Regions from separate parts of the Homo sapiens genome. Here all the other regions are linked to region 4. A link is a loop called in an ENCODE intact Hi-C map of the cell type or tissue named here. Cell type or tissue: B cell. All regions are shown on one strand. Each heading gives the region's core, and the rest is flanking DNA. Links, peaks and the distances in the headings are about the cores only.

Region 1 (7,285 bases), core at 1,319-6,318, 1.1 Mb after region 4:
CGGGCGCGGTGGCTCACGCCTTTAATCCTAGCACTTTGGGAGGCCAAGATGGGTGGATCACCTGAGGTCAGGAGTTGGAGACCAGCCTGACCAACGTGGAGAAACCCCGTCTCTGCGACAAATACAAAATTAGCCGGGCGTGGTGGCGCATGCCTGTAATCCTAGCTACTGAGGAGGCTGAGGCTGGGAATTGCTTGAACCCAGGAGACAGACGTTGCAGTGAGCCGAGATGCCATTGCACCCCAGCCTGGGCAACAAGAGTGAAATCCCATCTCAAAAAAACAAAACAAAAAAAAGTTGTGCATACTTCAGAAATGTAGAGATCTGCCTGTTTCAGCAGCTCTCCAATGATTAGGACATTGGAAGTCGTACCATCACCAGTTATATCATCCTGGGCTGTTGCTACCTTTGCTATTAAGGAAGCTGTTGGGTGTTGAATTTGCTGAAAGTAGAAAAAGAACGAATCACTTAAAACAATATGAAACAGTCTAAAAATACCACAAATAAAATGCATGAAGGGCCTCTTTAAGTACTATCTACTTGAAAAAGCTACCCAAGTGTTTGGCTACAAATTACTAAGATTAAAAAGTCACAATTTGCTATCATGCGCATGCAATTATAATGATGGAAACATTTTCATGTGTAATTTATTTCCCAGGTTATCTCTACTTTACAGATGAGGAAGCTTGAGGCTCAGTGAAAGTTTACGCAAGATGACAGCTAACAGTTAACAGTAACGGATAATTTTACATCCTTGCCTCTTTAGGCAAGTGTAGGGCTCTACGAGAATAAGCCAGGTATCTCCTAAAATGAAAGCTCAGCAGCCTCCACTGTTACTCTGCAATGGCCAAGTAATTTAAAAGGAAAGGTCAGGTGCGTTAGCTCATGCCTGTAATCCCAGCACTTTGGGAGGCCACAGCAGATGGATCCCTTGAACTCAGGAATTCGAAACCAGCCTGGGCTACATGGCAAAATCCTATCTCTTAAAAAAAAAAAAAAGCGGAAAAAAATTGTATTTTAAAGGTAAAATGACATGTCTGCAGCTTACCTTCAAATGATTCAGAGGAAAAATAGAAAAGAAATGGAGCAACATGTAAACAATTGGTGAATCTAGGTAAAGGGCACACACAATATAATCATTATTTTCGTAGGTTTGTAATTTTTTCAAAGAAAACTGAAAAACAGACTTCTGGAGATTGGAGAGAAGTTCCAGTGGGAGGGGACTTCTGAGGTGGTAGCAACAATTTATTTCTTAACTACAATAGTGGTTGTGTGTGTCCACTTTATAATTATTTCCTAAATTGTAAATGTTCTACGTGCTTCTCTCTACTTATGCTGTATTTCTCACACACTAAAACCCAAATAAATTTTTTTTTTTTTTTGGTGACAGTCTCACTCTGTCACCTAGGCTGGAGAGTGCAGTGGCACAATCTTGGCTCACTGAAACCTCAGCCTCCCAGGTTCAAGCAATCGATTCTCCTGCCTCAGCCTCTGGAGTAGCTGGGACTACAGGCGTACAGAACCATGCCTGGCTAATTTTTGTATTTTCAGTAGAGACGGAGTTTCACCATGTTGGCCAGGGCTGATCGTGAACTCCTGGCCTCAAGTGATCCACCTACCTCGGCCTTCCAAAGTGCTGAGATTACAAGAATGAGCCACTGCACCCGGCCCCAAAACAATTCTGACGTCAAGTTTAACCGTGGCTCCACTTTTCTGCTAACACGAGCCACCACTGAACCCAGTAAAAACAAAAACACCTCCTAGATTAGCAAGTCTTTATTAAAGATATTTCATCTGGATGTTGATAGCATGGTATACTACTAGCAAAACCCTGATTATTCTGAACTCAAATCAGCAGGAAATCATTTCCCTTTCTTGGATTTGAACTGTTAAGTTTTGGGAATTTAGGGATGAGTAAAACGCATACTCCCTTCAATAATCTCATATTCTCCATCCCTAAGACTTTAAAAATGTTAAAGCAAAGAGATTTCTCTCCCCTCCAGTTGGAGATGGAGATGAGACATAACAGAGAAATTGCTGTTTTAAAAAGAGAAAAACCGGCCAGATGCTGTGGCTCACGCCTGGTAATCCCAGCACTTTGGGAGGCTGACTCAGGCGGATCACCTGAAGTCATGAGTTCAAGACCGGCCTGGCCAACATGGTGAAATACCATCTCTACAAAAAATACAAAAATTAGCTGGGCATGGTGGAGCAAGCCTGTAATCCCAGCTACTTGGGAGGCTGAGACAGGAGAATCACTTGAACCCAGGAGGCGGAGGTTGCAGTGAACCACTGGACTCCAGGCTGGGCGACAGAGTGAGATTCTGTCTTAAAAAAAAAAAAAAAAAAAACCCATAAAGAGAAAAACCATCCTCATGCATTTTGCCCATGTGATTGTGTCAACCACCCTTAATTTTTCAAATTTTATTATAATTAATGTACAATTACAGTCCTTTAGCCCAGACTGTGAATGGCAAAAAAGCAGGGATTCAAAGACAGGGCTGTCAGACTCCAGGCACAGTCAGTACTATTACTGTCACTGTTACATGTCACTTCTGAATGTTCTCCTACCTTGAGAATGGACATTGCAAATCTTTCTACAAAGCAAAAGTTCTACGGAAAATCAAGACATTTCTGACCTAGCAGAGCACCTCTCACCATTTCGTGAAGCAGCGCACTGTGCAGGACCGTGCCCGGCTAATTTTTGTATTTTTAGTAGAGACTGAGTTTCACCATGTTGGCCAGGGCTGATCGTCAACTCCTGTGTCTTTAGTAAGCTTGATGTCTCCAGCGCCAGAAACAAGACTGTTTAAGGGACAGAAATCAATCAAATTGTGACAAAAACGAAATTAAAACGAAAACTAAATTAAAAAGTCCCATTAGAAAATGGGCTTTTCCAGCCGGGTGCGGTGGCTCACGCCTGTAATCCCAGCACTTTGGGAGGCCGAGGCGGGTGGATCTCGAGGTCAGGATATCGAGACCATCCTGGCTAACACGGTGAAACCCCATCTCTACTAAAAATACAAAATAAATAAATAAATAAATAAATAAAGCAAGCTGGGCGTGGTGACGGGCGCCTGTAGTCCCAGCTACTCGTGAGACTGAGGCAGGAGAAAGACATGAACCCGGGAGGCGGAGCTTGCAGTGAGCCGAGATCGCGCCACTGCACTCTAGCCTGGGTGACAGAGCGAGACTCTGTCTCAAAAAAAAAAACAACAAAAAACCAAAACAAACAACAAAAAAGGACTTTTCCCAGATCTCAGGGAGCCAGGGATATGGAGCTAGTTATCAACGAAAACTAAATTAAAAAGTCCCATTAGAAAACGGGCTTTTCCCCGATCTTAGGGAGCCGAGAATATGGAGCTAGTTATCTCCCGCAGGCTGGAGGACAAGTGTAGTGCCCACCCCGTCCCCGCAGAGATTGTGCAGAGTCCTCAGGGTGTCTGGAAGCCCAAGAAGGCGGGGAACGCCGCACACTAGAGCCGCTTTTTTCTCCATGGAGACGGCATCGACGCAGGAAGAAATGGACGCAACGGTGGGGCTTAGCAGGGAACAGGACCGGCCCGGGAGGACGCGAGGAAGGGTGGCTGCGGAGCCCCGAGGCAGCGGGCTCCCATCTGCGGTCTTGGGCCCGCCAGGTGCGCAGCGGCGCGCGGTGCCCACCCAGCCCTCCCGCCAGCCCCACCTTACATCTTTATGGTCCCTTTGGGCCCCAGGTTGGTCCTCAGCACGTCCTGCAGACCCCGCGCCCCGCTAATGTTGAACGCCAGCGCCGCCTGCGCTCCGGCCACCTTGGCCTTGGGGTTCAGGGTCTTCGCCGCCGCCATAACTGCTCCAGAGGAAGAAAAGAAAGCGACGCGGCACGCGGAGAGCCCAGAGCAGGCGCGCCGTGGCCGGGATGCACTATCCGGATCTTCCGGAAAAGTCGGCGCGCCCAGCCCGCCCCTAGCGTGCCCGCGCCGCCGCTATTGGGCCACGGGCTGTCCGGCCCCCGCTCATTGGTCCGCGGCTGCACGGTGCCTGCAGTCCCACCCCTCGCCCAGCGGCCGCGACGCTATGGCGCACTGGAGTACCCTGTTCCTGGCAGTAAGTGCTTCTGGGTTCTGGCGTTGCTGCTCAGTGGGGCCCAAGTTTGCGGACCCGGGATCTCAGGATGCAGGCAGGGCTTATGCCCCGCGCCGGACAGGGCGTAGGGTGGGCCTCCTCCTGCCCCTACTCGCGCGGTTTGCTCCTCAGTCTCCTTCCCTTGCTGCTTTCACGACTTTCATTGGAGCTTTCTGGACCCTGTGCTTGACGGTGCTGTAGGTGCCGTGGGGACACACAGGCTAGTCTGATAAGCACCCTCCGCCGGAATCATGCGGTGCTGTAAGGACTAACGAAGATGAAGATAGAATGCAAGGTAGAAAGTGCTGGATGCCTTTAGAAAGCTGCAGGACTGGTGCGATGGGAGTTGAGTCATAACCTGTCCGTCATTAGGACTCAGGATGCTGCTGAGGCCCTAGGCTTCTATGGTAGATTTGAAAACTCACCCTTGTAGAGTGATGGTGTCCAGCCTTTGAGAGGACTCCCTTTTAAGGTAAATTTCCAAAGAGCTCCACAATTGTTTACAGTATCCGGTGCCCGCCAAATTCCAGGGATTCAGTTACACGTGATATTTTACTTCATTTTTTCTTTTTATAGACACACGGCCTCACCATGTTGCCCAGGGTGGTCTCAAATTCCTGAGCTCAAGTGATACTGCTGAGCTCAAGTGATCCTCCCGTCTCGGCCTCCCAAAGTGCTGGGATTACAGGCATGAGCCACCGTGCCCGGCCAGTATTTTATTTTTAATAGATAACGGAAATTGTTCTGAATTCAAAAGGCACCAAAGGGCATGTGGTGGAAATTAAATCTTCCTCCCGCCACTAGTTCAACACTAGAGACAAGCACAGTTACCCCGGATACTCGATGAATTTTCGGAATGCTTTCTGAATTTATAAACTTATATGTAAATATAATCATTTCCCCACACAAATGGCAATTCCTAATACACACTGTAGGGTGTGTTATACTTTAAATGTCTTGGAGAGTGTGCCATATCAAGACTAATGGGAAGTCCTCATTAACAGCTGCGTGATGTTCTTCGTAAGAATTACACAACTAGGAGCCGGGGCACGGTGGCTCACGACTGTAATCCCGACACTTTGGGAGGCCGAGGCAGGTGGATCACTTGTGCCTAGGAGTTCAAGACCAGCCTGGGCAATGTAGTGAGACCCCATCTATACAGAAAGTACAAAAATTAGCCGGGCGTGGTGGTGCATGCCCATGGTCCCAGCTACTCGAGAGGCTGAGGTGGGAGGATCGCCAGAATCTAGGAGGCGGAGGTTGCAGTCAGCTATGTCAGCTATGATATTGCCACTGCACTGCAGCCTGTCTCAAAAAGAATGATACAACTAACCAGTCACCTACTGACTGATGTTTAAGTTGTTCCCAATCTGCTATTCAGGCTGCAGTGAATATCGGTATATGATGCTTTTAGGAGGATTTGTGTATTTGAGAATCACAAAAACATCTATATATGTGACTAGAAGCACTGCACAATAGAAGACTAGTTATTAGTTCCATAGGCATTACATGGTGTGCATGCAGATTTATTATAACTGCTGTTAAAAATGTTATGAGGAGACCAGTCGTGGTGGCCCACACTTGTAATCCCAGCACTTGGGGAGGCCAAGGCCGGCGGATCACTTGAGGTCAGGAGGTCAAGATCATCCTGGCCAACATGGTGAAACCCTGTCTCTGTAAAAATACAAACATTAGCAAGACCAACAAGGTGAAACACTGTCTCTGTAAAAATACAAAAATTAGCCTGGCATGGTGGTGTGCATCTGTGATCCAAGCTACTCGGAGGCTGAGGCATGAGAATTGCATGAACTTGGGAAGGAGAGGTTGCAGTGAGCCAAGATCATGCCACTGCACTCTAGCCTGGGTGACAGAGCTAGACTGTGTCTCAAAAAAAAAAAAAAAAAGGCCGGGCCCAGTGGCTCACATCTGTAATCCCAGCACTTTGCGAGGCTGAGGCAGGCAGATGATTTGATTTGAGGTCAGGAGTTCAAGACCAGCCTGGCCAACATGGTGAAACCTCGTCTCTACCAAAAATATAAAAAGTTAGCTGGGTGTGGTGGCGCACGCCTGTAATCCCAGCTACTTGGGAGGCTGAGGCAGGAGAATCGTTTGAATTCTGGAGACAGAGGTTGCAGTGAGCCAAGATCATGTTTCTGCACTCCAGCCTGGGTGACAGAGCGAGACTCTTTCTCAAAAAAAAAAAAAAAAAAAAAAAAAAAAAAAAAAAAGCTGGGCATGGTGGTTCACACCTATAATCCCAGCACTTTGGGAGGCTGAGGTGGGTGGGTCACCTGAGGTCAGGAGTTCCAGACCAGCCTGGCCAACGTGGTGAAACCTGTCTCTACTGAAAATACAAAAATTAGCCAGGCATGGTGGCGGCCACCTGTAATCCCAGCTACTCAGGAGGCTGAGGCAGGAGAATCACTTGAGCCCGGGAGTTGGAGGTTGCAGTGAGCCAAGATCACGCCATTGCACTCCAGCCTGGGCGACAAGAGCGAGACTTGTTGCCAAGGTGACATAATGGAAGTATATTAAATACATAAATAGGAGTTATTGATAGGGGGAAAAACATTTTAAATAACATGTATAAGAAGTTCTCACTTTTGAAACATTCCCTATGGGTCTATACTGGGAGGGGAACATCACACACTGGGGCCTGTCAGGGGGTGGGGATCAAGGGGAGGGAGAGCATTAGGACAAATACCTAATGCAAGCGGGGTTTAAAACCTAGAGGATGGGTTGATGGGTGCAGCAAATCACCATGGCATGTGTATACCTATGTAACAAAACTGCATATTCTGCACATGTATCTCTGAACTTAAAGCAAAAAAAAAAAAAAAAAAAGCCTGGTGTGGTGGCGCACACCTGTAATCCCAGCTACTTAGGTGGCTGAGGCAGAATTGCTTGAACCCGGTAGGCAGAGGTTGCAGTGAGCCAAAATCGCAGCACTGCACTCCTAGCCTGGGCGACAGAGTGAGACCCTGTCTCAAAATTAAAAATAAAAAGAATTTGTAAAAAACAGTAAGAAGAATTGCCATACTCTACACACAGATCCCCCAAATGTAAACATCATATTTAACCCCAGAATAAGAAATTAACATTGACGCATGATCCAATCTATAGATGGCTTTCAAATTTTGCTAATTATATCATGATCTATCTCTGGCCCAGGAGTCTATTT
Region 2 (7,285 bases), core at 911-5,910, 160 kb after region 4:
ATTCACTTCAAGAATCTTTTCTTTTTTTTTGTAGAGATGCAGTCTTGCTATGTTGCCCAGGCTGGTCTCCAACTCCTAGCCTCAAGTGATTCTCCCACCTTGGCCTCCGAAAGTGCTGGGATTACAGGCGTGAGCCAACATGCCTGGCCTCACTTCAAACATCTAAAGAGCAGAGAAGATTAAAATACAAGACAGAAGTAATTAGCTGGGCATGGTGGCGAGTGCCTATATTCCCAGGTACTCAGAAGGCTGAGGCAGGCGAATCACTTGAACCCAGGAGGTGGAGGTTGTAGTGGCCAAGATCAAACCACTGCACTCTAGCCCAGCGACAGAGCAAGACTCCATCTCAAAAAAAAAAAAAAAAAAAAGCAAATAATCCAGCACTATACTGAAAACATTTGTCCTTATCAGCTATATAGCAGCCTGTACGTAAGAGCTACATAAAATTCCATTTTAAGGCCGGGTGCAGTGGCTCATGTTTGTAATCCCAACACTTTGGGAGTCCAAGGCTAGAGAATCACTTGAGGCCAGGGGTTGGAGACCACCCTGGGAAACATATAGGGATTCCATCTCTACAAAAAAATTTAGGCCAGATACAGTGGCTCACGCCTGTAATCCCAACACTTTGGAAGGCCGAAGCGGGCAGACCACGAGGTCAGGAGATCGAGACCATCCTGGCTAACATGGTGAAACCCCCGTCCCTACTAAAAATACAAAAAATTAGCCAGGCATGGTGGCGGGTGCCTGCAGTCCCAGCTACTCGGGAGACTGAAGCAGGAGAATGGCATGAACCCTGGAGGCGGAGCTTGCAGTGAGCCAAGATCAGGCCACTGCACTCCAGCCTGGCTGACAGAGTGAGACTCAGTATCAAAAACAAACAAACAAAAAATTTAGCCAATCAGGCTAAATTACTAGGTGGGAAGCCTGTGTTCCCAGCTACTTGGGAGGCTGAGACAAGAGAATCACTTAAGCCTGGGTGGTAGAGGTTGCAGTTAGCTGTGTTCCTGCCATTGCATTCCAACCTGGACGACAGATAGAGACCTTTTCTTGTTTTTGTTTTGTTTTGTTTTGTTTTGTTTGAGACGAAGTCTTGCACTGTTGCCCAGGCTGGAGTGCACTGGTGCAACCTCGGTTCAGACAACCTCCGCCTCCTGGGTTCAAGTAATTCTCCTGCCTCAGCCTCCTGAGTAGCTAGGATTACAGGTAGGCGCCATCATGCCCATCTAATTTTTGTGTTTTTAGTAGAGACGGGGTTTCACCATGTTGGTCAGGCTGGTCTTGAACTCCTGACCTCGTGATCCAACCGCCTCGGCCTCCCAAAGTGCTGGGATTACAGGCATAAGCCACCGCAGCTAGCCAGGGAGACCCATTTTAACCACATAAGGACCCAGCTAAAAACCCTTCCCTGGTTCTGTCACCATCAGATTAAAGCCTAAGCTCCTGTATCTCTGTCCTGTACTTTTTCTCTTTAATAACCACCCTCCAGGCTCGGGAGCCGATGCCTGTAATTTCAGCACATTGGGACACTTGAGGCGGGAGAATGGCTTGAGTCCAGGAATTCAAGACCAGCGTGGGCAACGCAGCAAGACAACATCTTTACAAAATCTTTAAAAATCAGCTGGGTGTGGCGGCACCCATTTGCAGTCTCAGCTACTCGGGAGGTTGAGGTGGGAGGTTCACTTGAGCCCAGGCAGTTGAGACTTCAGTGACTCGTGATCGTGTCACTGTACTCCAGCCTGGGTGACAAAGTGAGACCCTCTCTCTCAATAAATAAATAAATAAATAAATAAATAAGCACCTCCTTGTAGTTACTGGCCTCCCCTCCTTTGGTTCCCCCCTCTCCCTCACTCCACCCTGTTAGTCTGAATGTTACTCATTCTTCAAGACACATGCAGAAAGTATTCCCCGATCCCTTCCAGGCTCCACACCCAACAGCATGGCCTAAATGCCCGGCTCCTTCCTCGGTGCTCCATCTTAGCTCACACTCCTTACCACACTGTTCTGAAAGTATCTTGACTGTCCCTTCTCCTCAACTGGCTAACTTCTAGAGAGCAGAAACTGACTGATTGGAAAGGTCATTAAATATTCATATCCTGAACATTTCTTAATCTTGAGGATATGAATCAGTAACTCTTAAAAGCAAAATGTTATTTATCATTAAATGTTAACAATATAATCACATCTTCTTGCATCTCTGGCAAGTTTCCTGGTACAACAATTTTAAGGAACAGACTAACAGCAGTTAAAGCCGCGCAATGGCTCACGTCTCTAATCCCAGCACTCTGGGAGGCCGAGGCGGGAGGATCGCTTAAGGCCAGGAGTTTGACACCTGCCTGGGTAACATTGTGAGATCCCATCTCGAAAAAAATAATAAGGAAAAACAAAGCAGTTTTAGATTTAGAGAGGGGAAAGTAGCTCTCCAAGCCAAAAACCAACTCCCAAGGTGCTCCGGTAAACTCGTCCTGGGAAAATTTCCTATTTAATCTCAAAGGCAAAACGAGCCCACGGACGCCCACGACACATTTCCCAACCACAAGGATTGGTCACTCGCGCTGAGACACCGCCAGCTGCCTATGACCTAGCCTCCAAAGCGGCAGAGTCCTTCCCTCTCTCTCCCTAAACTGCCGTGATGGGCATCCCCCGGCTCTCCTCCCAGACGGTTCGGAAATAGGGACTTCTGCTCCTAACCCCGGCCCCGCAGCCTCGCCCTCAGCCACGGGGTGGAAGTCAGGACCATAGGCTTCAAATCCCCTCCCAACTCCGGGACGCTTCTGTCCCCCCAGGGCGACGCGGGATCAAATCCCGGCGCCCTGCCGCGGCCGGGGGCTGTGGTCTGGGTCCGAGCGTCCCATCCCGGCGCGTTCCGGGGAGGTCCTGGGATGGGTCCCGCGCGACCACAGATGTTGCTTCGGAGCCAGCATCCTGGACGGGGAAGTGGGAGCCGGACCGAGGGGAGCCGCCGGACAGGGAGGCGGCCAGGAAGTGATCCAGGTCAGGCCGTCGGGGCACGGCCGGGCGCTGGAGATGCCGGCAACGAGCACGTTGGACGGAGAGGCCGCGCACTGTGAGGATTAAGGGAACCGAGGGCGGCCTGAAACGGGGCAGGCGGCGCTGACGGGGCCAGAATATGGGAAGAAGGACAGCGGGAGGCACCGACGCGCAACTGTCCCGGCCGCGCGGACGTCACGGACCAACAGCCCCGCCACCCCCGGCCCAAGATGCCCCGCCGCGCAGCTCTTAGCCCCAGTCCGTCCACTCCGTACCTCGCCCGCGTGTCCGCTGGCGTCCGAGCCGCAGCTCGCCCGCGTCTGCGCCGTGGTCCAGGTCACCGCTCGCCCACGTCGCTCGGCAGGTCTGGGTTCCCCAGTCCGCTCCAGCCTCACACACACCCCCTGCTTGCCCCGCCCCCCCGGCACCGCCAGCGCACGCCCGTAACGCACGGCGCGCAAACATCACTTCCGGGGCCTTTGGCTGATGACGGGAGGAAGTGCGAGCGGGATCCAAAGGCTTACACAGAGTAGGGTGCCGCTCTGACGCCCAAGAGCAAATAGAAGAGGGTAGCCTCCGCGCTAAAGCTGGGGCGCTGGGGAGCCCCGGAGAAACCAACGTTTCCTAGTCTGTGGCTCAGTCCCTACTTCCGGCTCCCGATGCGCAGCAGCGGGAGGGCGACGCCGGCACCGCGGCGACTCCTGGAGCCGAGGCCACGGTGGAAGCGCGAATGGGAGGTGGAGCGGAGCCACTGCGCCGAGGGACGCTTCAGAAACTCTGTTTCAGTCCTTCGCGGATCCTAGGATGTGACAGGTGTTCGAGTTAAAGGGTCTTAAGCCAATCGTTTGATCCAAAAGCAGCTGAATCTTTAGGAGGCCCAGGCAGGAGGATCGCTTGAGGCCAGGAGTTCGAGACCACCCTGGGCCACAGAGGGAGAGCCCCCATCTCTACAAAAGAAATTTTACAAATCAGCCGGGCATGATGGCGGGCACCTGTGGTCCCAACTACTGGGGAGGCTGAGGTGGGAGGATCGCTTGATAGCCCAGGAAGTTGAGGGTGCAGAGATCCCTCCACTGAACTCCAGCCCGGGTGACAGAGCAGAGCGAGACCCTGTCTCAAAAAGAAAAAAAAAAAAAAAAAGCGTAACTGAGACCCAGAAGTGAAATAATTAACCAGTGTCACAAAGTATGAATGGTTGAGTCACAAATTGGATACTGTTTACTTTCTTTATGTGATTCCCATGTAAGGAATATTAAAAACAGTAGCTACATGCTGATTGCTCTGAGTCCTGGATGCCATCTATGGTGAAAGGTGCAGTCACAGAAAGAAAGAAAAGAAAATACAATGCTGTGGCTCTTAGATAGACCTGGGTTGGAATCCCAGCTTTGCTAATTGTCGCTGTGGTGTTCTTGGACAGGTTGCCCAATTTTTCAGTCTTCTTTTTTTCTTTTTTGAGACAGTCGCGCTCTGTCACCCAGAGTGGAGTGCAGTGGTGTGATCTCGGCTCACTGCAAACTCCGCCTCCTAGGTTCAAGCGATTCTCCCACCTCAGCCTCTCGAGTAGCCGGAATTATAGGCGCCCGCCACCATGCCCAGCTAATTTTTTCGTATTTTTAGTCGAGACGGGGTTTCACCATGTTGGCCAGGCTGGTTTGGAATCGTGACCTCAAGTGATCCGCCCGCCTTGGCCTTCCAAAGTGCTAGGATTACAGGTGTGAGCCTCCGCACCCGGCTAATTTTTGTATTTTTACTAGAGACAGGGTTTCATCATATTGGCCAGTCTAGTCTAGTACTCCTGACCTCAAATCATCCACCTGCCTTGGTCTCCCAAAATGCTGGGATTACAGGCGTGAGCCACCGCGCCCGGCCCTAATTTCTGTTCTTGCTCATTATTGGTAAAGTGGAGATTAATTGATTCGTTTCTCAAATTCTTCCTAGGTGCCTAATGTGTGCTAGGCTGAGGGTACAACAGAGTATAAAACAAAAGTATGGCTGGGTGCGGTGGCTCACGCCTGTAATCCCAGCACTTTGGGAGGCAGAGGCGGGCGGATCACCTGAGGTCAGTAGTTAGAGACCAGCAGAACCAACAGAGAGAAACCCTGTCTCTACTAAAAATACAAAATTAGCTGGGCGTGGTGGCACATGCCTGTAATCCCAGCTACTTGGGAGGTTGAGGCAGGAGAATCACTTGAACCCAGGAAACAGGTTGCAGTGAGCCGAGATCACGACATTGCACTCCAGCTTGGGCAACAAGAGCGAAACTCTGTCTCAAAAAAAAAAAATGAGAAAACAAACACAAAGTACCTGTGCTGAGGAGGTGGAGGAGCCAATAAACAATAAATTTAAAGTAGTACATTACATGGTGATAATTGCTATTACCAAAAGACAATAATATTTACTTTAAAGATCTTAACTGACTTGTGATCATAGAATCAGGCAACACACCATTCTCTAAACCATTCTGTGAAACAGAATGAGTGTTTCCTCTTTTTTTGAGATATGGTCTCACTGTTGCCCAGGCTGGAGCACAGTATTGCAATCTCAGCACACTCCTGCCTCCAACTCCCTGGCTAAAGTGATCCTTTTGCCTCAGCCTCCCCAGTAGCTGGGATGGTAGGTGTGTGCCACCACACTCAGCTAGTTTTTGGGGTAGAGCTAGTTTTTTTTGTAGAGACAAGGTTTTGCCATGTCGCCCTGGCTGGTCTCGAAGTCCTGGACTCAAGCAATCTGCCAACCCTGGCCTCCCAAAGTGCTGGGATTACAGGCATGAGTTTAGGCCCCTGGCCCCACAATGAGCGTTCAATAAGCTGAGCAGAAGAGGTTGGTTTTAAAGACAGAAAAGGCCTGAGGAAAGCAGTAACAAAAAGTGGGTATCATTTCAAAGTTTCCTTGTGAAGGTTAAGACAAAGAGGACTGGCTGGGTGTGGTGGCTCACACCTGTAATCCCAGCACTTTGGGAGGCCGAGGCGGGCTGATCACCTGAGGTCAGGAGTTTGAGACCAGCCTGGGCAACCCCACCTCTGGTGGTGAAACCCCACCTCTACTAAAAATACAAACATTAGCCAGGCGTGGTGGCCTATACCTGTAGTCCCAGCTACTCTGGAGGCCAAAGTGGTAGGATCACATGAGCCTGGGGGGTTGAGGCTGCAGTGAGCCGTGATCATGCCACTGCACTCCAGCCTGGGTGACAGAGCAAGACCCTGTCTCAAAAAGAAAAAAAAACTGCAACCAAGAAGCTTGCAGCTTTAAAATAGACAGGAGTGGCCTCGTGAGGTGACCTGAATAAAAGATGAGGGAGCCAGCTGTGCTCCTATGCAAATATCTGGGCAAGAATGTTCCAGGCACCGAACAGATAGAGGGAAGACCCTTCTGACACCGCTAACCTGTTTAGCAGTAGCAGAGTGAATGAGGGGATGTAGAAGAGGTCAAAAGGCAAAGCAAAAGCCAAACCAACGTCAATATGGGAGGGAACTAGCAAGAGCACGGATGCTGGAAAGTCTGACTTACTGGGACATTAATGGAAACATCTATCACACATGACTTTATGATTCCACTGCTAATTTTGATGTTGGTTATTGGTTTAGAGGAGGGATTCTTTATCATGCCACGTGAGTACTTTCTTGTTTAACTCAGGAATGAAAACGTGGTTACCATCTTTACCTGTAATTCTGTGAAAACACTGACTACCTCAGTATTAAAATGACTGTTAATCTAGGTGTGTTTATGAATTTCCTTTGTCCATGCTTGCCAGCAGTTATTACAATGTCTGAGTTTCCCTGTGGGAGGACTGCCTGGGGCCAGGAGTTTGAAACCAGCCCGGGCAACATGGTGAGACCTCATCTCTACAGCAAATAAAAATAAAATAAATAAAATGTCTGAGTTTCCACATTGCCACATTGTCTTGTCTCTTCATCCCTCTCCCTCCCTGGGTCCACTGGATTACCTTTTCTTTTTTTTTTTTTTTTTTTTGAGACGGACTCTCACTCTGTCACCCAGGCTAGAGTGCAGTGGCGCCATCTCGGCTCACTGCAAGCTCCGCTTCCTGGGTTCTCGCCATTCTCCTGCCTCAGCCTCCAGAGTAGCTGGGACTACAGGCGCCTGCCACCACGCCCGGCTAATTTTTTGTATTTTTAGTAGAAACAGGGTTTCACCGTGTTAGCCAGGATGGTCTCAATCTCCTGACCTCGTGATCCGCCCACCTCGGCCTCCCAAAGTGCTGGAATTACAGGCGTGAGCCACCGCGCCCGGCCTACTGGATTACCTTTTCTCTTCTCCCCAAATATTTTGGTCTAAAAAT
Region 3 (6,896 bases), core at 1-5,000, 150 kb before region 4:
GTCAAGTGCAACAGTCTCCGAAGGAAAGGGACCGAGGACGCCACTCCGCCCGGAGAGGGTCTCAGTAAAACGTTTACCTCCCCTGCCGCCCCAGGGTCCTTGCCCGCCGAGTGCCCTTACCCATCCTCCTCAGAGCCGACAGGAGACTAGGATCTCGGACCTGGATAGCCCGATGATTCGCACTGGTACCGCGAGACGCACCGAGCTACCTCGCCGCGTTAGCGGCGTACCGAGTGCCTGCAGACCTGTGGGCAGCCATGACACTGCCAGGCCGGTCCTGATTGGTTCAGAGGACGAAGAGGTGGGCCCAGAGGAAAGCCCAGAGCTCCGGGAAAGGAAGCCAGTGCCCGGTGCGCTCTCGGCCCTGCTCCGATTGGCTCAGAGGGGAAAGGGGGCGTGCCCAGAAATAAGCACCTCCCAGAGTTCCAGGCGATGAAGGCGGAGCGCTTCCGCCTCCATTTGGATTGGCTCAGACTGGGAAAAGGCGGGCCCAGAGAGAAATGATTGGCATGGGAAAATTAAAAGAGGAAAGGAGCGGGGAGCGGGGGAAATGCTATGTGGGCCTGTTTGGATCTTAACTGAAATAAACCGACTGTAGAAAGGCATTATTTTTGGGAAACCCGAGGATGGACTCGCTATTAGATGATATTAAGGAATTGTAGTTAATCTCGTCGCGTGTATCTGTTAAGGGCTATAGGCTGAAGTATTTAATGCTGAAACCATATGATGGTTTCTTTAAAATACCCCCAACCGGCCGGGCGCTGTGACTCAAACCTGTAATCCCAGCACTTGGGAAGCCGAAGCGGGAGGATCGCTTGAGCCCAGGAGTTCGAGACCAGCCTGAGCAACATAGTGAGACCTCGTCTGTACAAAAAATTTTTTTTAATTATTTATTTAATTAAATTAGCTTGGCGTGGCCGCTCACACCTGTAGTCCCAGCTACTTGGGAAGCTAACGCTGGAAGATCGCTCGAACCCAGGAGGTCGAAGCTGCAGTGGGGCCATGACCCTGCCACTGCACTCCAGCCTGGGTGACAGAGTGAGACTGACTTAAAAAAAAAACTGTAAATAAAAAAGCAACAAAAAAATGAAAAAAGAATAAAACAAGGATGGCAAAATGTTGATAGCGGGGTGATGGGTACATAGAAGGTTCATTACACTTTTTTGTCTACATTTTATGTTAAAATATTTCTATTATAAAAGGGTGAGTAAATAAAAATATTTATTATAAAATAATTCTATTATAAAAAATATTTATATTATAAAGTGGGTCTGGCCCTTGAATTCCGCGGAACGAGGTGGTGCCAACGCTGTGTTTTAACCCGGTCACTAAACATCCGCGAGCATCCTGTCAGAGCTCTCAGCTCATTGGCGAAAGTAAATACGCCAAGGAAAAGCACCTCCCTTTTTGGGCGTGGAAAGATGGCGTAAAAAGCCACAATACGCAGGCGTCATCGCTCACTTTTCCCCTCCCGGCTTCTGCTCCACCTGACGCCTGCGCAGTAAGTAAGCCTGCCAGACACACTGTGACGGCTGCCTGAAGCTAGTGAGTCGCGGCGCCGCGCACTGGTGGTTGGGTCAGTGCCGCGCGCCGATCGGTCGTTACCGCGAGGCGCTGGTGGCCTTCAGGCTGGACGGCGCGGGTCAGCCCTGGTTCGCCGGCTTCTGGGTCTTTGAACAGCCGCGATGTCGATCTTCACCCCCACCAACCAGATCCGCCTAACCAATGTGGCCGTGGTACGGATGAAGCGTGCCGGGAAGCGCTTCGAAATCGCCTGCTACAAAAACAAGGTCGTCGGCTGGCGGAGCGGCGTGTGAGTAGCCCCCTCCCTCGGGCCTGGGCCTGGGCCTGAGCCGTCACCTCCGAGGCGGCCTGTCTCTGCCCAAGTCGAGTGAATGGGCCAGGCTGGGGTGTTGGCCGGGGAGGAAATGGAACATTCCTGCTGTGAGCATGAGACGTCGCTGTCCGAGCTTGGCGCCTAAGCCAAGGGTTTCTTCTTTATTTGGTTGGTTCGGATTGGGTTGTTGGTTTGGGGTTTTGTTTTGTTGGTGTCATAAAAGCTGCAGCCAAGAAATCTCGTAATTGTGGTCCTTTTCCTAGAATAATGATGGCTGAGAACCTAGTCTTACGAATACTGTCATAGTTGTGGGTACATCTGGTGTCATAGATCTCAGTAGCCCTAGCAGTTTAAAGTGCGTAGTGTCTTCACTGCTGCCATCTAGGGACTGGCATTCCGTGGCAGCAGCTGTCTGCACCCCACCCCACCCTTGTGTTTCTTACGTCCTCCCATGACATTTTTCTCCAGTGAGCAAATGGTAAGGCAAATACGGTTCTGAGTTTTGAAAATGTTCCCTCAGGCCGATGCGGGCAGTTCACTTGAGGCCAGGAGTTCGAGGCCAGCCTGGCCAACATGAAACCCCATCTCTACTAAAAATACAAAGTTAGCCGGGTGTGGTGGCGCATGCCTGTAATCCCAGTTACTCAGGAGGCTGAGGCGGGAGAATCACTTGAACCCGGGAGGCTGAGGTTACAGTGACCCGAGATCGCGCCATTGCACTCCAGCCTGGGCAAAAACAGTGAAATTCCATCTAGGGGCGGGGGTTGGGGGGTAAGAAAAAGAAAACTGCCCTCTACACTAAAGGTCATCAGGGGGATTTGTTGTGTCTTGCCGTTCATGTTGTTGCCATCTCGTATTTAAATGTAAATGCATGTCCAAGTTTCAAGTATATTCACATAGGACTTTCTCTCCTGCCCTCACAAGGGAAAAAGACCTCGATGAAGTTCTGCAGACCCACTCAGTGTTTGTAAATGTTTCTAAAGGTCAGGTTGCCAAAAAGGAAGATCTCATCAGTGCGTTTGGAACAGATGACCAAACTGAAATCTGTAAGCAGGTGGGTAACAGCTGCAGCATAGCTAACCCTAATAACCATTTATAACGTATTTGTAGATATATTAAACATTAAAGGCTGTTTTTCTGGAGGAAAGACTAACCAAGCAATAATGTGAACTGCACAGTGTCACTTCTAATAATAAAGAACTTGGTGGTTTTGTTTGTTTTTTGTGGTTTTTTTTTTTTTTTTTTTGCCAAAACCTCCTGAAATCAGATTTTCTACTAAATTACCTCATTTTTCTATAAATTGCCCCATTTATAGAATGTGGTATACCTGAAAACTGAATTTGTTTTCAAGTATTTCATCTTTCAGATCCTTTTTTTTTTGGGTGGGGGGACAGAGTCTTGCTCTGTTGCCCAGGCTGGAGTGCAGTGCACTTCACTGCACTCAGCTCACTGCAACCTCTGCCTCCTGGATTCAAGCGATTCTCTTGCCTCAGCTTCCAGGGTAGCTGGGATTACAGGTGCCCACCACCCTGCCTGGCTAATTTTTGGATTTTTAGTAGAGATGGGGTTTCACCATGTTGGCCAGGTTGGTCTCAAACTCCTGACCTTGGGTGATATGCCCGCCTTAGCCACCCAAAGTGCTGGGATTACAGATGTGAGCCACTGAGCCCAGCCAAAAGATTCTTGCATCTTTTGGGCAAAGCTCAAACCATTACTTACATATTGATAGCTGGAGAGGATGAAATTTAATTTTCTCTCCATCCAGTTACTCATTTTTTATGGTTAGTTAATAAATAGTGTGTGATAGAGAAAGATAGTGATTTCTTAAATGTGTTGGCATTTTTTTAGATTTTGACTAAAGGAGAAGTTCAAGTATCAGATAAAGAAAGACACACACAACTGGAGCAGATGTTTAGGGACATTGCAACTATTGTGGCAGACAAATGTGTGAATCCTGAAACAAAGAGACCATACACCGTGATCCTTATTGAGAGAGCCATGAAGGACATCCACTATTCGGTGAAAACCAACAAGAGTACAAAACAGCAGGTGAGTGGTTTCTCATGTCATCAAAATATAGCCATGGAAATCAGTTTTCTCTGAAGAAATCATTAAAATAATGGGTCTGGGGCCAGGCACAATGGTTCATGCCTGTAATCCTAGCACTTTGGGAGCCAAGATGGGAGGATTGCTTGAGGCCTGGAAACAGCCTGGGAAACATAGGGACGCCCCATCTCTAAATTTTTTTTTTTTTTTTTTGAGACAGAGTCTTACTCTATTGCCCAGGCTGGAGTGCAGTAGTATGATCTCGGCTCACTACAATCTCCACCTCCCGCGTTCAAGCAAGTCTCCTGCCTCAGCCTCCTGAGTAGCTGGGATTATAGGCACGTGCCACCACACTCAGCTAATTTTGTATTTTTAGTAGAGTTGAGGTTTCACCATGTTGGCCAGGCTGGTCTTGAACTCCTGACCCTAGGTGATCCGTCCGCCTTGGCCTCCCAAAGTGCTGGGATTACAGGCATCAGCTACCGTACCCTACCTCTAAATTTTTTAATATAAAAAATTAAATTTAAAAAAATGGGTCTGCATGGAAGCAAGTGGGTAGAGGTTTGGGGAAGAGATGGAGGAAAAGGACGGGGTTGTAAAGATAGGTAATTTTTTTTTTTCAAGTAAACACAAATATGTATATAGGACTTTCTTCTTCCTATCCAAATCAAACTTTTAAAGACAAAACTTGAGTTTTTAAAGGGTCATTTTAACACTTCTTTTTGAATTTTTTAATTTATATATAATTCACATACCATAAATTTCACACTCATAAAGTATGTACACTTTAAGTGGTATATTAACAAAGTTTTGGAACCTTCCCTGCTACCTGGTTCGAGAACATTTTCATCACCACAAAAAGAAAGTCAGTATCCATTAGTAGCCATCCCCCATTTTCCCCCCACAGGCCCCTCCCAACCACTAATCTCCTCTCGTTATGGACTTCTCAATTCTGGACATTTCATATAAATGGAATCATACAATATGTGGCCTTTTCATGGTTCATACATGTTGTAACCTGCATCAGCATGTCATTTCTTTTTTATGCCGGAATAATAGCCCACTGTACGGAAAGAAACACATTTTGTTCATTCATCTATCAGTTGATAGACATTGGGTTGCTTTCACTTTTGAGCTATGATGAGCAATGCTGCTATAAAATTTCTTGTATGTTTCTGTGTAGACATATGTTTTCATTTCTGTATACCTGGTGACTACCAAACCTATTTCTAAAACAGCTGCACCATTTTACTTTACCACCATCAGTGTTTAAGAGTTCAGTTTCTCCACATCCTCAGTAATACTTGTCATTGTCTGCCTTTTTGATGATGGCCATCCTGGTGGTATCTTGTCGTGGTTTTGATTTGCATTTCCTTAATGATGATTTGAGCATATTTCCATGTGCTTATTGGTGCCTCGTCTGTCTTCTTTTGAGAAATCTCTGTTCAGGTTCTTTGCCCACCCCCCCCGCCCTCTTTTTGCAAACTCTGCCTCCCGGATTCAAGCAATTCTCCTGCCTCAGCCTCTTGAGTAGCTGGGATTACAGGCGTGCACTACCACACCCGGCTAATTTTTCTTTTTTTGTATTTTTAGTGGAGACGGGGTTTCACCATGTTGGCCAGGCTGGTCTCGAATTCCTGACCTTGTGATGCACCCGCCTCGGCCTCCCAAAGTGCTGGAATTACAGGCGTGAGCCACCACACCTGGCCTTCACTTTCTTCATAGTTTTTTGAAACACAAAAGCTTTTCTTCTTGATAAGTCCAATTTTTCTATTTTTTTTTTAACGGTCACTTATGTTCTTAATGTTATACCTAAGAAACCATTACCTAATCCAACTACATGGAAACTACTTTGTTTTTGAAAACCTTATGAAATAATATAGTAGAAGAAATTGCATTCTCGATTTTGTCTTGGTAGGCTTTGGAAGTGATAAAGCAGTTAAAAGAGAAAATGAAGATAGAACGTGCTCACATGAGGCTTCGGTTCATCCTTCCAGTCAATGAAGGCAAGAAGCTGAAAGAAAAGCTCAAGCCACTGATCAAGGTCATAGAAAGTGAAGATTATGGCCAACAGTTAGAAATCGTAAGAGTCAAATATTTTCTTTGCTTCATGTTACCTAAATATTGTATTCTCTAGTAATAAATTTGTAGCAAACATTTAGATGTTGTAAACGTCAGATATTTTCTTTTCTTTTTTTTTTTTGAGATGGAGTCTCGCTCTGTTGCCCAGGCTGGAGTGCAGTGGTGCTATCTCAGCTCACTGCAAGCTCCGCCTCCCGGGTACACGCCATTCTCCTGCCTCAGCCTCCTGTGTAGCTGGGACTACAGGCACCCGCCACCAAGCCTGGCTAATTTTTCGTATTTTTTAGTAGAGACGGAGTTTCACCGTGTTAGCCAGGACGGTCTTGATCTCCTGACCTCATGATCCACCTGCCTCAGCCTCCCAAAGTGCAGGGATTACAGGCGTGAGCCACCGCGCCCAGCCAGATATTTTCTTAAGACTAAAGGTTGGTCAGCCTTGTTTACCACAAATCCTTTTATTTTTTTCCCAGCATTTATTTTTGTCATATATTATGCGTAGTGTTTTAGATACATGATTTTAGCAAATTTAGCAACTATTTAAAATAAGCCACTTAAAAATTGCTATTTTAGTGGAAGATTGATAATTCCAATTACCTTAAAAATTTTGCAAAAATTAGTACAAAGCACACTATGGAAATTTACATTGAGTTTTCAGAGATAGCTCAATTGCATGCTTTACTCCAGTGCTGATCATAATCCTAAAAGACAATCCCAAATGCCACAATCCCAATGTTGAAATCATAAAAAAATCAAAATCTCTAAAGTCCAAAGCCTGAACTTCTAATATCTTGAAAATCACAGTTCCAAAAGATTGAATCCTGGCTGGGCGCGGTGGCTCATGCCTGTAATCCCAGCACTTTGGGAGGCCAAGGCAGGTGGATCACCTGAGGTCGGGAGTTCGAGACCAGTCTGACCAACATGGAGAAACCCT
Region 4 (7,285 bases), core at 1,559-6,558:
GTGGTGGTGGTGCAGGCCTGTAATCCTAGCATTTCAGGAGCAGAGGCTGGGCAGACCGCTTTGAGCTAAGGGCAATACAGTGGAAAACCCCCTCCCCTCCCCCACCCCCCAGTCCCACCCCGTCTCTACCAAAAATACAAAACCTAGCCAGGCTTAGTGGCAGGCGCCGGTAGTCTCAGCTACTCGGGAGGCTAAGGCAGGAGAATTCCTTGAACCCAGGAGGTGGATGTTGCAGTGGGCTGAGACTGCGCCACTGCCAGCCTGGATGACAGAACAAGACTCTGTCTCAAAAAAGAAAAAACAAAAACATAAGGTTAAGAGAGACCCCAGACCTTACAGATACAAGTTTAACAGGGACCCCAAAGCAAAAAATCCCAACCCTTTTTCTCCCAATCATTGAAACACCAGGAGGGTGTAATAGTTTTGCAGCCTAGCTGTAGTAGGCTGATGCCCCCAAGATGCCCACATCATAATCCCTGGAACCGGTGAACATGACCTTATATGGCAAAAGGGGCTTTGCAAGTATAATGAAGTTAAGAGTCTTTGGCCAGCTTGTCCCCACAGGGTTTATGTACTCACCTGGATCCTTATAAGAGCAGAGCAGGTGATGGAGAGCGGTGGGAGGTGTAGTGATGAAAGCAGGAAACGCGAGTCATTCGAGAAGGGCAGCACAAGCTGAGGAGTACAGGCCGCCTCCAGGGCCAGGAAACAGATTCTCCCGCAGAGCCTGGGAAGGCACTGACCCTGCTCCCACGTTGACTCAGTGGGACTGACTTTAGAATTCTGGCCTTCAGAAATGTAAAGGAATACCTCTGTGCTGTTTTAAGCCACTAAGTGTGTGGTAATTTATTGCGGCAGCAACGGGGAACTAGTATTGTAGTGAAGCCTCAATACCCACCTGAAGGGGCCAGGCGCAGTGGCTCACGCCTGTAATCCCAGCACTTTGGGAAGCCGAGGTGGGCAGATCACTTCAGATCAGGAGTTCCAGACCAGCCTGGCCAACATGGTGAAACCCCGTCTCTACAAAAATTAGACAGGTGTGGTGGCGCATGCCTGCAATCTCAGCTACTCAGGAAGCTGAGACATGGGAATCACTTAAACACGGCAGGGGGGCGGGGAGGGGGTGAAGGTTGCAGTGAGCTGAGATTGTGCCACTGCCCTCCAGCCTGGGTGACAGAGTGAGACTCCGTCTCAAAAAAAAAAAAAAAAAAAAAACCCACCTGAAGAAGGTTTCCAGTTCTGCCAGCAGTCCCCCACCCAACCCCCAGAAGCAGACATTCCTTTGCTGTGGGCCATGGACAGGCAGAAGGAAGTGCCTCCTCATGGCAGAGGCCTACCCAGGAGAAACCCAAGGTAAGGCACTGCCAGGCCAGCCCCTCTGCCAAAGCCATTTTCTTTTTTCTTTTTTTTGAGACACAGTTTCACTCTGTCTCCCAGGCTGGAGTACAGTGCCACGATCTTGGCTCACTTCAACCTCTACCTCTCCAGTTCAAACGATTCTCCTGCCTCAGCCTCCCGAATAGCAGGGATTATAGGAGCGTAGCATACCTAGCTAATTTTTTTAGTAGAGATAATGGTTTTGCCATGTTGCCCAGGCTGGACTTGAACTCCTGGCCTCAAGTGATCCACCTCTCTCAGCCTCCCAAAGTGCTGGGATTACAGGCGTGAGCCACCGCACCCAGCACTCGTCAAGGTCTTTGATGGCAGGTTTTTCCAGGTGATCAGTCCTTGTCTGGTCTGGCTCTGTCACACTCTCCCTCTCACCAAGTTCGAACCCCTAGCTAGTTTTCAGAGGAGGAGAGTGTGTACCCCAATCCCAGCTTGGTATGGTTCAGATCTGTATTTGGCTCAGGAAGCCTGGCTGCTCCCCAGGCCCTGGAGAAAAAAAGGGTCTCGCTGCAGGTATGATACAAGACGGGCCTGTCCCCAGGACCGTGTAAGAGGGAAGCCCAATGTGCCACCAGGTTGGCAGGGCTGGGGAAGGGAAAGTGTTATGGTAGCCCCAAGACTAAAAAGAGGCAGCAGAGGGAGCAGGACAGTGCTCCCATGGAACTCATGCCGCTGCCTGAGTGAGGTGAGGGAAGAGTGCACCCACTGACATCAGGGGGCAGAGAGGTGCGGTTCCAGCGCGGCTTTTCCTGCTTCTTGCCATGTTACTCTGATCCCCTCCAGGTGAGCCCGCCCATTTTGGGCCCAGGGTTGCCGCTGGGGCCTGTACCCAAATGCAGCCCCCCATGGCCATGGCCCCAGGAGTGCGGCAGAGCAGGGAGGAGTCCTGGAAAGAGGAGACGCAGGGGCAGGAAGGAATGGGCCTCAAACTCCAGGAGGGGGTCCTTCTCATGGGTCCTGCTTTCTGGCCTCTCCTCGCTTACCCCTGGGCTGATCCCCCTGGGAAGAACTGAGCCAAGGTTTCTCACTCTCAAATCCGAGGGATTCAATTACCGGGCCCTTAGGGAGGTGTCAGCCCCCTGAAACGATGCAAGGTGCCCGGCCTAATTTTTATATTTTTAGTAGACATGGGGTTTCACCATGTTGGCCAGGCTGGCCTCGAGTTCCTGACTTCAAGTGATGGCCTGCCTAGGGCACCGAAAATGTTGGCATTACAGGCGTGAGCAAACGCGCTCGGCCAGCTCTATTTATTTCAGCCTATACATTTTGCACTTGTTAAAAGTATTTGAACATACAATTCTGTTTTCTTTAAGCAGTCCCTCCCTGTTGCACACTTGGATAGTTTTTTTACTTTTTTAGACAGGGTTTACCTCAGTCTCGCAGGCTGGAGTGCTGTGATGGGATCATAGCTCACTGCAGCCTTGAACTTTGGGGTTCAAGTATCTGGGAAGCTGAGGTGGGACTACAGAGATGGGGTCGCGCCACGTTGCCTAGGCTGCTCTTTAACTCCTGGCCTGAAGGGATCCTTTCACCTCGGCGCCCGGATATAGTTTTCTAGTTTTGACCCACAGAAACACCGTGCTGGGTCAGAGTTTGTCAACCACCCTTCTCCAGCCAGCAACACACAGAACATGGCGGGGAAGTCGCGGTTACCAGGCACCACTCTGAAGACAAAACAGCCCAGCTCCAGGCACTGTACCGTCACTCTGACGACGCGGAAGGCCTGGCGCTATTGCGTCGCCGAGGGCCCGCGCCTGTGACGTCAGCGAAGGCGCTCCCCAGTGACGACAGAGAGCCACGCCCCTCATGTGGAACCAATCGGAACTCGAGGAGCGGCTGCCGGGTCGTCCAGAAGCGCGCATGCGCAGACGCGTGGCCACAGCCGGCCGGTCAGTGTTCGCAGGCTCCGACCCGGCGGCCAACACCAGTAAGCTACAAGGAGGAGCTTTCCCACTGCCTGTGCTACTACTACCGGCGCGACTTCCCAGCCTGCAGCGTAGGGCGCAGCAAGGGCCTGACGCTGAGCGAGCAGGCGCTGCACACCAAGCGGTTGTCGCCTGGCGGGCACAAACAGAAGGTCGGGCAGAAGCTCCTTAATGGCCACTGCAAGCCGGCTAGCTCCGGCTGCAGCCGTTGCCGCACACTCGCCTCACCTGAGGCTGGGTACGTGCGCCCCCCAACACCTCCTCCAGCCAGGGACCGGGGACCCCGCAGCGTCCCCCGCCGCCCGGCGCCGCTCATCCTGGGCAGGCTCGGCTCCCTCTGAGGCTGCCCCGCTTTAGGGAGCTGAACCCCCCATCTTGACAGCTGATGGCCGTTGCAACAACATTAAAGCCTTTGGAACTTTGTAGCGGGGGTACAAGGGGCTAGGAAACGCAGAAAACATCTTTTTAAAAATATAAGCGATCGGGCCGGGCGCAGTGGTTCACGCCTGTAATCCAGCACTTTGGGAGGCCGAGGCGGGTGGATCACGAGGTCAGGAATTCAAGACCATCCTGGCTAGCATGGTGAAACCCCGTCTCTACCAAAAATACAAAAATTAGCCTGGCGTGGTAGCGGGCACCTGTAATACCAGCTACTTGGGAGACTGAGGCAGAGGCAGAGAATTGCTTGAACCCGGGAGGCGGAGGTTGCAGTGAGGCGAGATCGCGCCACTGCACTCCAGCCTGGGCGACAGAGAGAGAGACTCCGTCTAAAAAAAAAAAAAATTGGTATTCTGATGTATATTGCACAGTGTGTCAACCTCAAATAATCAACAGGGTCAGAATCTAAAGGGAGTTTATTCATGCAGAGTTTAAGGAGGGCCACCTGGGAAGCACAGATACCCAAGAGTGGAAGACAGTGTTCCAAGGCTTAGAAGTTTGGGATCACTTGCATAGACAAAGTTTAGGGAAGCTTAGCAGAATTTCAGCATCTCTCCGTTTAAGGCTTAATACATAGTTAAAACAATCTGATTGGTCCAGGTGGTCTTTCTTTCACTCTGTCACCCAGGCTGGAGTGCAGTAGTGCAATCGCAACTCATTACAGCCTCAGCCTCCCTGGCTCAAGCGATCCTCCCACCTGGGCATCCCTAGGAGCTGGGACTACAGGCGTGCACCAACACACCTGACTAATTTTTGTATTTTTTGTAGAGACAGGGTTTCACCACATTGCCCAGGCCAGTCTCAAATTCCTGGGCATAAGCAGTCCTCTCACTTCGGCCTCCCAAAGTACTGGGATTACAGGCATGAGCGACTGCACCCAGACGAGGTGGTCTTTTTTCCGGGAAAGGTGTATTTTACCTTCTACACTGAAGATGTAAGTCATGGGGTCTTTTGTGCCATCTGGTGTGAGTTAGGTACAGAACAATAAAGGAGGCAGTTAATCTGTAACAAAGATAAGTGATTGTAAGGAGAGGACGACTAGTCTCTGGTCTCTCATAGTCATTTGCAGAATGAAAATAATAAGGAAGGAATAAATTATAATTTAAGAAGCAGAAGTTACAAACATGCTATGTGACTCGGTCAGGGTGTAACTTCCCTCTTGGCATGATAAATTTATAGAGGGTCCTGATACTTTTTTTTCTTTTATACTTGCTAGATTCTCTGCACTGTTGATCCCACAACAATTCTTCCAGGTAGATGCTGCTATCCACTTTTTTGTTGTTTGTTTTCGAGACAGATTCTTGCTCTGTCATCCAGGCTGGAGTGCAGTGGCGTGATCATGGCTCACTGCAACCTCTGCCTCCTGGGTTCAAGCAATTCTCCAACCTCAGCCTCCCCAGTAGCTGGGATTACAGGTGCCCACTACCACACCCAGCTAATTTTTGTGTTTTTACTAGAGACCAGGTTTCACTTTGTTGACCAGGCTGGTCTTGAACTCCTGACCTCAGATGATCCACCCGACTCGGCCTCCCAAAGTGCTGGGATTACAGGCATGAGCCACTGTGCCCCGCCCACATTTTAGAAAACGGATTCTAAGGCACAGAGAGTTCAAGTACCTTTCCAAAGATGACACAGCTCCTAAAGTGCTAGGATTACAGGCATGAGCCACTGCTCCCAGCCTTTTAAACTCAATTTGAATTATAAATGTGATCACTATAGAAAATATGTGTATTATTTATCTGCTGCTATGTAACAAATTACTCCAGACCTAGTGGCTTAAAATAAATACTTAGGGCCAGGCACAGTGGCTCATACCTGTAATCCCAACACTTTGGGAGGCCGAGGTGGGCAGATCACTTGAGTCCAGCAGTTTAAGATCAGCCTGGGCAACATAGTGAGACTCCATCTCTACAGAAAATGCAAACATTAGAGGATTTTGCATGTGTGTGCTTTTTCTGTTTACACATGTATGATATGAAACAGTTAAATGATAGAGAACTGTGTAACACATGGAGCAGGTGCAGTGGCTCATGTCTGTAATCCTAGCACTTTGGGAGGCCAATGTGGGAGGATCACTCGAGCCCAGGAATTCGAGACCAGCTTGGGCAACATGGCGAAACCCTTTCTCTACAAAAAATTTTAAAAAGTAGCCAGCCGTGGTGGTGCACGCCTCTAGTTCCAGCTACTGAGGAGACTGAGGCAGGTGGATCGCTTGATCCCAGGAGTTTACAACCAGCCTGGGCAGCATAGCAAGACCCCATCTCTACAAAAAATAAAACAATTAACTGGATTTGGTGGTATATACCTGTAGTCCCAGCTATTCGGGAGAATTGCTTGAGCCCAAGAGGTTGAGGCTGCAGTGGGCTGTGATTGCACCACTGCACTGGGCAACAGAGCAAGACCCTGTCTCTTAAAACAAAACATACCAAAAACTATGTAACACATGAAGGAAAGCTGCAATCACATCTTCCTCAGGCAACCACTAGTATTCCTAGTATCTACCCTTTGTATGTTTTTTTCTATGTGCTAACTCATGTGATGACTATTTTAAACAAATTGTCCTGTGTTCTCACCTGGATTTTTTTTGTTTGTTTTTTTGAGACGGAATCTCACCCTGTTGCCCAGGCTGGAGTGCAGTAGCACAACTTCGCTCCAACCTCCACCTACCAGGTTCAGCCGATTCCGTATGTGAAAACACTGATTTACAAAGCCAAAATATATCTTAGTTTTATTTCCTGTATGCCCTCAATGAGGTCGTCTCTATTTTTTTTTTTTTTTTAACAGAGACCAAGGTCTCACTATGTTGTTCAGATTGGTCTTGAACTCCTGGCCTCAAGTGATCCTCCTGCCTTGGCCTCCCAAAAGGCTGGGATAACAGGGCTGAGCCACTGCGCCTGGCTGAGGTTCTCATTAAATGAAAATAAAGGCCAGGTGCAGTGGCTTATACCTGTAATCCCAGCCCTTTGGGAGTCTGAGGTGGGTGGATCACCTGAGTTCAGGAGTTTGAGACCAGCCTGACCAACATGGTGAAACACCGTCTCTACTAAAAATACAAAAAATTAGCTGGGCGTGGTGGCAGGCACCTGTAATCCCAGCTACTCGGGAGGCTGAGGCAGGAGAATCGCTTGAACCCAGGAGGCAGAGGTTGCAGTGAGCTGAGATTGTGCCACTGCACTACAGCCTGGGTGGGTGACAGAGCGAGACTCTGTCTCAAAATAAATACACGCCCACACGAGGCTGGGCTTGGTGGCTCATTCCTGTAATCCCAGCACTTTGGGAAGGTGAGGTGGGTGGATCTCTTGACCCCTGGAGTTTGAGACCAGCCTGGGCAACATAGTGAGACCCTTGTCTATACAAAACATAAAAAGTTAGCTGGGCATGGTGGCTGGTACCTGTGGTCCCAGCTACTCAGGAGGCTGAGGTGGGAGGATTGCTTGAGCCTGGGAGGTCAAGGCTGCAGTGAGCTATGATCGCACCACTGCACTCCAGCCTGGACAACAGATTAAGACCTTGTCTCAAAAATACAAACGTGG

What was found. A loop is a pair of places that touch in the nucleus more often than their neighbours do. Peaks named below come from ENCODE experiments on the same cell type or tissue, not always from the same donor. Only the 100,000 strongest peaks of a DNase experiment are listed, where the experiment ranks them.
Region 1: a loop joins it to region 4, with 8 times the contacts of the local background. A loop is called at or near these places in 3 of 110 quality-filtered maps.
Region 2: it touches region 4 in a loop (8-fold over the local background); 12 of 110 quality-filtered maps call a loop at or near these places.
Region 3: a loop joins it to region 4, with 31 times the contacts of the local background. A loop is called at or near these places in 35 of 110 quality-filtered maps.

The regions. Positions count from the first base shown.
Region 1 is chr7:65,747,684-65,754,968 of GRCh38, reverse strand. The region is part of intron 2 of LINC03006 (long intergenic non-protein coding RNA 3006); the gene reads left to right. It also overlaps the pseudogene CCT6P1. Among named protein-coding and RNA genes, the nearest start is that of SNORA22, 4.2 kb to the left of the region's middle. RefSeq lists enhancers at 3,653-3,722, 4,083-4,352, 4,383-4,492 and a silencer at 3,843-4,062. In B cell, for the core only: no CTCF peak of the experiment used is centred there; a DNase peak (open chromatin) is centred at 3,968; H3K4me3 peaks cover 2,090 bases; H3K27ac peaks cover 1,369 bases.
Region 2 is chr7:66,678,237-66,685,521 of GRCh38, reverse strand. It overlaps a transcript of RABGEF1 not described here. Among named protein-coding and RNA genes, the nearest start is that of KCTD7, 53 kb to the right of the region's middle. RefSeq lists a silencer at 3,313-3,562 and an enhancer at 2,831-3,570. In B cell, for the core only: no CTCF peak of the experiment used is centred there; DNase peaks (open chromatin) are centred at 3,461 and 5,481; H3K4me3 peaks cover 2,437 bases; H3K27ac peaks cover 3,381 bases.
Region 3 is chr7:66,990,207-66,997,102 of GRCh38, reverse strand. It overlaps SBDS (SBDS ribosome maturation factor), which reads left to right and starts at 1,517. Exons shown (of 5, transcript NM_016038.4): 1 at 1,517-1,813; 2 at 2,762-2,891; 3 at 3,686-3,886; 4 at 5,802-5,966. The coding sequence starts at 1,686. TYW1 (tRNA-yW synthesizing protein 1 homolog) reads right to left here and starts at 270. Exons shown (of 16, transcript NM_018264.4): 1 at 121-270. The coding sequence starts at 124. RefSeq lists a silencer at 400-519 and an enhancer at 2,084-2,133. In B cell, for the core only: CTCF peaks have their summits at 1,989 and 2,195 (motif pointing left); DNase peaks (open chromatin) are centred at 402, 1,462 and 2,122; H3K4me3 peaks cover 2,511 bases; H3K27ac peaks cover 2,073 bases.
Region 4 is chr7:66,840,857-66,848,141 of GRCh38, reverse strand. It overlaps the pseudogene GTF2IRD1P1 and the pseudogene GTF2IP23. Among named protein-coding and RNA genes, the nearest start is that of LINC02604, 60 kb to the left of the region's middle. RefSeq lists enhancers at 2,685-3,186, 3,253-3,372, 3,187-3,687 and a silencer at 3,553-3,662. In B cell, for the core only: a CTCF peak has its summit at 3,441; a DNase peak (open chromatin) is centred at 3,181; H3K4me3 peaks cover 1,983 bases; H3K27ac peaks cover 2,417 bases.